Linked DNA regions of Homo sapiens: region 1 is linked to region 2. A link is an interaction called in ENCODE POLR2A ChIA-PET data of the cell type or tissue named here. Cell type or tissue: Panc1. All regions are shown on one strand. Links, peaks and the distances in the headings refer to the core of each region. The heading gives the core; the rest is flanking DNA. Region 1 has its middle 120 kb from the start of PHLDA1-AS1. Region 2 has its middle 51 kb from the start of NAP1L1.

Region 1 (4,403 bases), core at 331-4,330, 220 kb before region 2:
TTTATGAAGTAAAAAAGTTACAGTAAGCTAAGGTTAATTATTATTAAAGAAAGAAAATATTTGTATAAATTTAGTGTAGCCTAAGCGTACAGTGTTTACAAAATCTACAGTAGTGTACAGTAATGTCCTAGGCTTTCACATTCACTCATTCACTCACCACTCACTAACTCACCTAGAGAAACTTCCAGTCCTGCAAGCTTTATTCATAGTACATGTCCTATACAGGTGTAGCTTTTTTTTTTTTTTTTTTTTTTTTTTTTGAGATGGAGTCTCTTTCTGTCACCCAGGCTGGAGTGCAATGACGTGATCTCGGCTCACTGCAACCTCTGCCTCCCGGTTTCAAGCAATTCTCTGCCTCAGCCCCCCGAGTAGCTGGGATTACAGGTACCCGTCACCTCGCCTGGCTAATTTTTGTAGTTTTAGTAGAGACGGGGTTTCACCATCTTGCCCAGGCTGGTCTTGAACTCCTGACCTCGTGATCCACCTGCCTCAGTCTCCCCAAATGCTGGGATTACAGGCATGAGCCACCATGCCCAGCTAAGGTATAGCATTTTTTATCTTTTGTACTGTATTTTTACTTTTTAGGTATGCTTTTTATGTTTTGATATGTTTAAATGCACGAATACCATTGTGTTACAACTGCCTACAGTATTCAGCATAGTCACAGGCTGTACAGCTTGGTAGCCTAGGAGTGATAGGCTATACCATAAAGCCTAAGTGTGTAGTAGATTATACCTTGTAGGTTTGTGAAAGTGTACTCTATGATGTTTGGCAATCACAAAATCGCCTAAGGACGCATTTCTCAGAATGTATCCCCATCATTCAGCCATACATGACTTTACATAAAATACATACGCACATTTTTTAAATTAGTGACAATGTACAGATGAATAAGAAACTCATCTCGGCCAGGCATGGTAGCTCATGCCTGTAATCCCAGCACTTTGGGAAGCCAAGGCAGGTAGATCATTTGAGCTTAGGAGTTCGAGACCAGCCTGGCCAATATGGTGAAACCCCATCTTTACTAAAAATGCAAAAATTAGCCAGGCCTGGTGGCACATGCTTGTAGTCTCAGCTCCTCGGGAGGCGGAGGCAGGAGAATCACTTGAACCCAGGAGTCAGAGGTTGCAGTGAACCAAGATTGCACCACTGAACTCCAGCCTGGGCGACAAAATGAGACTCCGTCTCAAAAAAAAAAAAGAAAAGAAACTCATATTAATCTGTGTAACACAAGTTTGCCAAAGCCTTATAAAGCTAAGGGTACACATGGGAGTCAGATCAAGAGTAATTGCACCAATTCATTCACTCTTGTTTCTACCCACACACTTCAGGACCCCTTTCCAGAATTGCTATTTCCTTCAGATTGTTCTGTGAGTCACTAGGCAGTATCAGGTGTTATCAAAAATGCTGTCAATGTGCCCACTCCTTTTTCCTTCCACTCCCTCCCACTTGTGGGAGGCCTAAGCAGAGGTGACTGCGGAAGGCTGCAGCAGGGTGCTGCCCCTGGGCTTACACAGACACCACTCCTGAGGGGCTGCTGTTGTCCAGGTATTCCCGAGCCCTCACTTTGTGGCAGACATGCTGTGCCTAACACAGAAGTGGGAGGATGCACCCAGTGTCCGCTCTGAGCCCAGCCCAAGCCAAAGTAGCTATTTAAAACTCCCTGTGTCTGTAGTTAAGGGCTATTTAAAACTCCCTGTGTCTGTAGTGAGGCCTAGCGTTCTCCTTTCCATTAACCTCTCTGATAGGCCATATGAGCAAATCTGGCAAGCACACAAACATTCATTTTCAAGCAGGTGCAAGAGTCATGGAGTTTGTTCTTCAACTCAATACACTTCAGTGCACTTCTCAGTGCACTGACGATTGTGGCCTCTGAAAAGACTGTTGCCTGCAAATTTCACTAGCAGCATATGGGACAGTGATATGGTTTGGATGGGTGCCCCACCCAAATATCATATTGAAATGTAATTCCCAGTGCTGGAGGTGGGGCCTGGTGGGAGGTGGTTGGATCATGGGGCAAAGTTCTCATGAATGAGAATCATCCCCCCTTGGTTCTTTATACAGAGTGAGTTCTCATGAGATCTGGTTGTTTAGAAAATGTGTAGCACTATCCCCACCCACCCCCCCCATCTTCTCCTATTCTTTCCATATAAGATGCTGGCTCACACTTTGCCTTTCACCACAAGTAAAAGCTACCTGAGGCCTCTCCAAAAGCAGATGCTGCCATGATTTCTGAACGGCCTGCAGAACTGTGAGCAATTAAACCTCTTTTCTTTATAAATTACCCCATCTCAGGTATTTCTTTATAGCAATGCAAAAACAGCTTAATATAGACAGTATTCTGGTAGCAGGCAGGTACAGCTCCCCTCTGGTTAGAATCAAGATAAAATCCTCTATTAAGCACCTGACAAGAGACCCAGTATACCCTAGGTCTAGAACACCAGTTCAAAAGGGAGTCTACTACCTTTGCCAGATTCTTAAATCCTATTCCTGTGATATTGGAGATGCCTGTACAATATTCTACCAATTCACATTTTATGAACAGCTGTTGTTTCAGCAAAAGGAAAATAATTTCTGATATCCTTTACCCCAATTACCATATCCTTCAGGGCTAATCAGAAACAAAGTGCTTGCAGTAAGTAGGTTCTTTCATACACTTATTTTTATTGTTTTATGATTTAAAAATAGGTTTAATTATGGAAATCTCAAATATATTCTAAACTAGAGACTACAGTAATAACCGCCCTTAACCCATCACCCACCTTTGACAATTATCAATCCCAGACCAATCTTGTTCATCTCTATCCAGCTAGTCTTCCTCTCCCCTCATACCCAACCCAAACAATGACTTATTTTGAAGCAAATCCAAACATCACATCATATCATCCACAGATGCATTAGTATGAAGCTCTAAAATATAATATAACCACATCTTAAAATCATTATCACACATTCAAAATTAGCAATATTTTTGTAATAAAAAATGTTTTCAAGTGCAAACCACCCACATTGTATTTCAAATGCTAACTAATTGCCCCAGGGTGTATATGAAAACAAAGTAACATATGGATTACACTGACCAATAAAGTATATTTAACATTCCGTAAATATCCTTTTGTTAAAATTCATATGATATGTCGGTTTGGGGTGGCAGGGTTGGGGGAGTGGGGGTGGGGGCAGGGCAGGGAATGACCAAACCACCTCTTAAGTAATATACATTGTGTTTGGGCACTGGTTCAAGGGAGGAGGGAGGAGAAGAAAGAGTGAAGAGCTCTGTGCCATTGTGCTTTTTAGTGAGGCAAGATTAACCATCATCCCTTATGTCTGTGCGTTTGTTTTATTTATCTGTGTATATAATGTATACAAAGGACAAATGAGTCCTAATTTACAACACCCAGTCTTTCCAGATGTTAAAGAGGTTGTCAGTGTGTGACAAAATTACAATTAGTAAACTAATATATTTTGTATATTTTGTTTTAAAATTCCTGGGAAAGATTCTCTTCTGAAAATCCGAGCATTATAACCCACTGGGTTGAAGGAGATAGGAAGGTTCTAGGCCAGAATGTTCATATTCGAAGGCTCTTTCAAATTATAACTATTGTTATATGTGTGCAGTTTATTGAAGACTGCTGTGTATATAGAGGACAAATTAACTCCTTATCTAAAACATCTAGTCTACCTAGATGTTTAGAAGTGCCCAACATCTATTAAATGTAGAGGTAGTAAAATATCACTTTGTAGATACCTTTTTGCTAAAATTCATAGGAAAGATTGTCTTTTGGAAATGGAATTGTTAAACCACCTCTGTGAGCAATATGGTACTACACCTGTTCAAAGGTTTAGAAGAGGTGGGAAGGAAGGAACTGCAAAGAGTAATGTGCTAGTATGTTCAGTAGTTTCAGGCACCATTTTTTCTGTGTGTTTTGTGCATTTTGTTTTGTTGCATATATAGTGTATATATAATGGACAAATGAGTCCTGATTTTATAATATTTCATCTCTAGATATTAAAGAGGTTGCCAGTATATCACAAAGTATATAGTAAAATTTATTTATTTATTTATTTGTTTGTTTGTTTTTGAGACAGAGTCTTGCTCTGTCGCCCAGGCTGGAGTGCAGTGGCGCGATCACGGCTCACTGCAAACTCTGCCTCTCAGGTTCACACCATTCTCCTGCCTCAGCCTCCTGAGTAGCTGGGACTACAGGCGCCCGCCACCACGCCCGGCTAATTTTTTCTATTTTTTAGTAGAGACGGGGTTTCACCGTGTTAGCCAGGATGGTCTCGATCTCCTGACCTCGTGATCCACCTGCCTCGGCCTCCCAAAGTGCTGGGATTACAGGCATGAGCCACCGCACCAAGCCAAATTTATTTTTTTTTCCAAGATGGAGTCTTCATTCTGTCAC
Region 2 (4,403 bases), core at 264-4,263:
ACTCCTGGGCTCAAGCAATCCACCTGTTTTGGCCTCCCAAAGTGCTAAAATTATAGGCATGAACCCCCACGCCCCACCTTTTTCTTTTTCTTTTACACCATGCCATACTCATTAGATTACATAAGAAAGTCCAATATGGAAATAGTTAACAGTTGCTCCTCTCTTCTTCCCAAGAAAAGTATCAAAACCACATTATTGCACAGGGGAATTCTACCAAATCTTTAAAATGCAGATAATTCTAGTTATATTTAAACTCTTCTGGAGCCTAAAAAAAGAAGAAAAGCTTCCTAATTATTTTTATGAAGGGAATATAAAATACATAATGGACAAAGACTACAAAATTTACAAAAGCTAAGGCCAGGTGTGGTGGTTCATGACTGTAATACCAGCACTTTGAGAGGCCGAGGTGGGAGGATCACTTCAGCCCAGGAGTTAAAAACCAGCCCGGGCAATCTAGGCAGACCTTGTCTTTACAAAAAAATTGTTTTAATTAGCTAGGCACAGTTATGTGTGCCTGTAATCCCAGCTACTTGGAAGGCTGAGGCAGGATGCTTACATGAGTCCAGGAGTTGGAGGTTGCCATGAGCTATGATCATGCCACTCCACTCCATCCTGGACAACAGTGTGAGACTCTGTCTTAAAAAAACAAAAAAAGATACAAAGCCATAGACTAGTCTTTCAATTAATATCAATACTAAATAAATTATTAATAAGCAGAATCCAACGGCAATTTATGACTATGAAGGTTTTTTTCTCCTATGAATATATGGATGGCTCAACTCTAGAAAAATCTAATAATATTTATTGTCTATCAAATGATCATCTCCATGGATGCTAAAAAGGAATGTGACAAAATTCAACAATGATCCTAGATAATAAAACAAAGAAACTTTCAATAAAAGAAATGTTGACCATAAAGCCAAACTTCATAAAATATTTAAAGAAGTTTATTCTGAGCCAATATGAATGACCATGGCTCAGGTTACAGTTTGGTTTTAGACACTGGGGAGTGGGGAATGCTTGAGTGAAGACAAGGTGGGTTGTGGAAGCCAAGGTTCTTGTTTTGTAGATGGAGCCTCCAGGTAGCTGCCTTAGAGAGAATAGATGGTACATATCTCTTTTCAGAACATAACAGTGTCAGATTCTCATTTAATCTCTCCTAGATCTGGGAAAGACCTAAAAACAGAAGGAGATTCTTTACAGACACAAACTTCCTCATGAAAGACAGGTTTTCAGGGCCATTGCAAAATATGTTAAGAAAATATATTTTGGGGTAAAATATTTTTATTGCCTTCAGGATCTGCTATCTGTTATGTGATGGTATATCAGAGTTGGGTTGGAATTTGCTATTTTATTGCCAAAGCATCTGTTTTATCAGACTTATGCTCTGTATTTTAACAGTAATGCTGGTCAGTTAAGCCCAAACTCCGAAAGAAAAGGGGGTATAATGAGGCATGTCCAACTTCTCTTCCCCTTCATAGCCTGAAATTTAGTTTAGTTTGTGGTTGTTGTTCTGAGACAAGGTCTCACTCTGTCACCCAGGCTGGAGTGCAGTGGTGATCATGGCTCACTTCAGCCTTGAACTCCTGGGCTCTAGTGATCCTCCAGCCTCAGCCTCTGGAGTAGCTGGGACTACAGGCATGTGCCACCACACCCAGCTAATTTTTTAAATTTTTTGTAGAGATGGAGTCTTGCTCCGTAGTCCAGGCTGGTCTCAAACTCCTGGCCTCAAGCTATCCTTCCACTTTGGCCTCCCAAAGTGTTGGGACTACAGGTGTGAGCCACCCTGCCCAGACAAATATCTAAATTATTTGACAAAAAATTTTATTACTATACAACCACAAAAATTCTAGAAGATCTGAGGACATAATTTTTTTGTAACCTTGGAGAAACAAAAACTTTCCACTAAAAACTTATAGAACATTTAACTATATGATAGAGTAAATTTCCTGAAGACTATAAAATACCAAATTGATTTAAGAAGAGCTAGAATCTGACTAGAGCAATAATCATTAAATAATTGAAAAGGCACTCAGCACTTACGGGGGCCAGCCTACAAGACGTTCTCAAATAAACTTTTGCCTCCTACTATCAGGCCCTCTCTGAATCAGGGCTAAATCAGAGATGGCCCAGTGACCAATAGAATAAGAAAAAAAGTGACAGTGTGTGACTTCCAAGAATAGGTCATTAAAAGACATTGTGTCTTTTATCATGCTCTTTTTAACTGCTTACTCTAGGGCAAGCTTGTTCAACCTGCAGCCTATGGGTGCATGTGGCCCAGAATGGCTTTGAATATGGCCAACACAAATTCATAAACTTTCTTAAAAAATTAAGAGTTTTTTTTTTTTTTTTTAGCTCATCAGTTATCGTTAGTGCTAGTGTATTTTATGTGTTGCCTAAGACAATTCTCCTTCTTCCAGTGTGGCCCAGGGAAGTCAAAAGATGGCTTCCCTGCAGTCTAGGGGAAGCCAGGCACCATGCTATGAGGACACTCAAGCAGTCCTTTGGAGAGACCCATGAGAAAAGGAACAGAGGTTCCTGGCCAATAGCCAGCACTGACTTGGCAGTCATGTTAGTGAGACATTTTGATCCATCAGCCCCAATAAAGCTTTGTGATCACTGTGGACCCAGCCAACATCTAAGTGCAACCTCATGAGAAACCTTAAGCCAGAACCACATAACTGAGCTGCTCCCAAATTCCTGACTCACAGAATCAATGAGATAATGAATGGTTATTGTTGTTTTAGGCCATTGAGTTTTGGGATAATTTCTAACACAGCAATAGATAAACAATACAGAACTCTACCTCTAAAAAAGGCACTAAACCAATATAGCTTTAATAAACTTCTTTTGGGCCTTCAAGAAATTGACCATATTTATGCTACTTAAACCCTTCTTGGGCCAAAAAAAAAAAAAAAGTATTTCTAATGCATTCTGTGAAATAAACATAACTCTGATATCAAAACCAGACCAGGTATAGTATCCAGACAAATAACCAAATGGACAGATAGCCAGAAACCTAGAGAGATAAGCAATCAAACATTTAAGCTATCTCAGCTATGACCATATGTACAGGTATCTTAATTAAAATATTTGTAAAGTTGATCCAGCAGTGTATTAAGATAACAAAACATTATAATTAGAGTTTGATTGAATTAGTTCATCACTCAAAAAATGTATCATTGTAATTCACTACATTAGCATATCAATAAAGTTTATAATAATATCAATAGACAGTAAAAAAAAATCACTTGATAAAATTCAGCAGCAATTACATTGACCACATCTTAGTAAACTAAGATTAGAAATAAACCTGGAAAAGGGTGAAAGCTGAAACTCAATAAGTCCAACGCATAATGTAAATCATTCAAAGAATTCCTATTTAAATTAGAAGAAAATCAAATATTTCCTCTAACAACACTATTATTGAAAAATTGTACTTGAAATTTTACCCAATTTAATTAACTCAGAAAAAGGGAAATATTAAGAAGGAAGAAACAAAACTGACTTTGAGAGTATAGAGTTGAAACTATAGCACTAAGTCTACAGGTAAAATTAATCAAAAAAAGCAAAAGAGAGAGAGGTTAAGGGAGTTTAATATGGTGTCTCAATAAAAGGTCAATGTACAAAAATTAAAGAAATAATAAATTTGGAAATAACATACAAAAAGTCTCATTTACAACAGCAGAAAAGTATAAAACACTTAGGAATAGAGATAACAATAAGTGGGTACACTTGTACTAAGAAAACTAGAGTGGCTGGGTGCAGTGGCTAACGCCTGTAATCTCAATACTTTGGGAGGCCAAGACAGGAGGACTGCTTATGGTTAGAAGTTTAAGACCAGCTTGGGCAACAAAGCAAGACCCTGTCTCTACAAAAAATAAAAATAAATTTTAAAAAATTAAGAAAGGAAAACTAGAAAACTGTTTTCAAAGATACAAAAGACATGAGTAAATTAAGAGAGACAAAAGTTTCTGGAATGGACAAATAAACTATGCAAAGACTTTAAGTCTTTCAAATTACGGTATAAATTCAATATAATTCCAAACAAAATCTTACCAATTTTTGAAATGACAAGCCAACTTGAAAGTTTACATGAAGGCAAGGAGATTCCGGGCCAAGGTCGCGGCAGTAGTCGGCAAGCGTTTGATTCTCTGGCATTGGATCGCGAGCGGTGTCTGCTTGTTCCGCAGAGGGCTCCCAGGACAGATTTGTCCATTAGTTTAACTTCATTTTCAAATGCTCCATTTTGCATGCTCAATTTTGAAACTAGCCCGTGTGTTTGGCAGAATTTGACTGAATTCAGGGGTGAGAGTTTGATCCAGTCCAGTGTATTTGAATTTGAGCATGCAGTTCAACCAGTGTTTACAATGGAATTTCTGAAGACTTGTGTACTTAGAAGA

The links. Peaks named below come from ENCODE experiments on the same cell type or tissue, not always from the same donor. Only the 100,000 strongest peaks of a DNase experiment are listed, where the experiment ranks them.
Region 1: POLR2A ChIA-PET joins it to region 2 with 9 read pairs; 2 of 35 experiments call an interaction of 5 or more read pairs at or near these places.

Annotation. Positions count from the first base shown.
Region 1 is chr12:75,912,263-75,916,665 of GRCh38, forward strand. No RefSeq gene overlaps it. Among named protein-coding and RNA genes, the nearest start is that of PHLDA1-AS1, 120 kb to the right of the region's middle. In Panc1, for the core only: no CTCF peak of the experiment used is centred there; no DNase peak of the experiment used is centred there; H3K27ac peaks cover 3,759 bases.
Region 2 is chr12:76,133,055-76,137,457 of GRCh38, forward strand. It overlaps the pseudogene RTN4IP1P1. Among named protein-coding and RNA genes, the nearest start is that of NAP1L1, 51 kb to the left of the region's middle. In Panc1, for the core only: no CTCF peak of the experiment used is centred there; no DNase peak of the experiment used is centred there.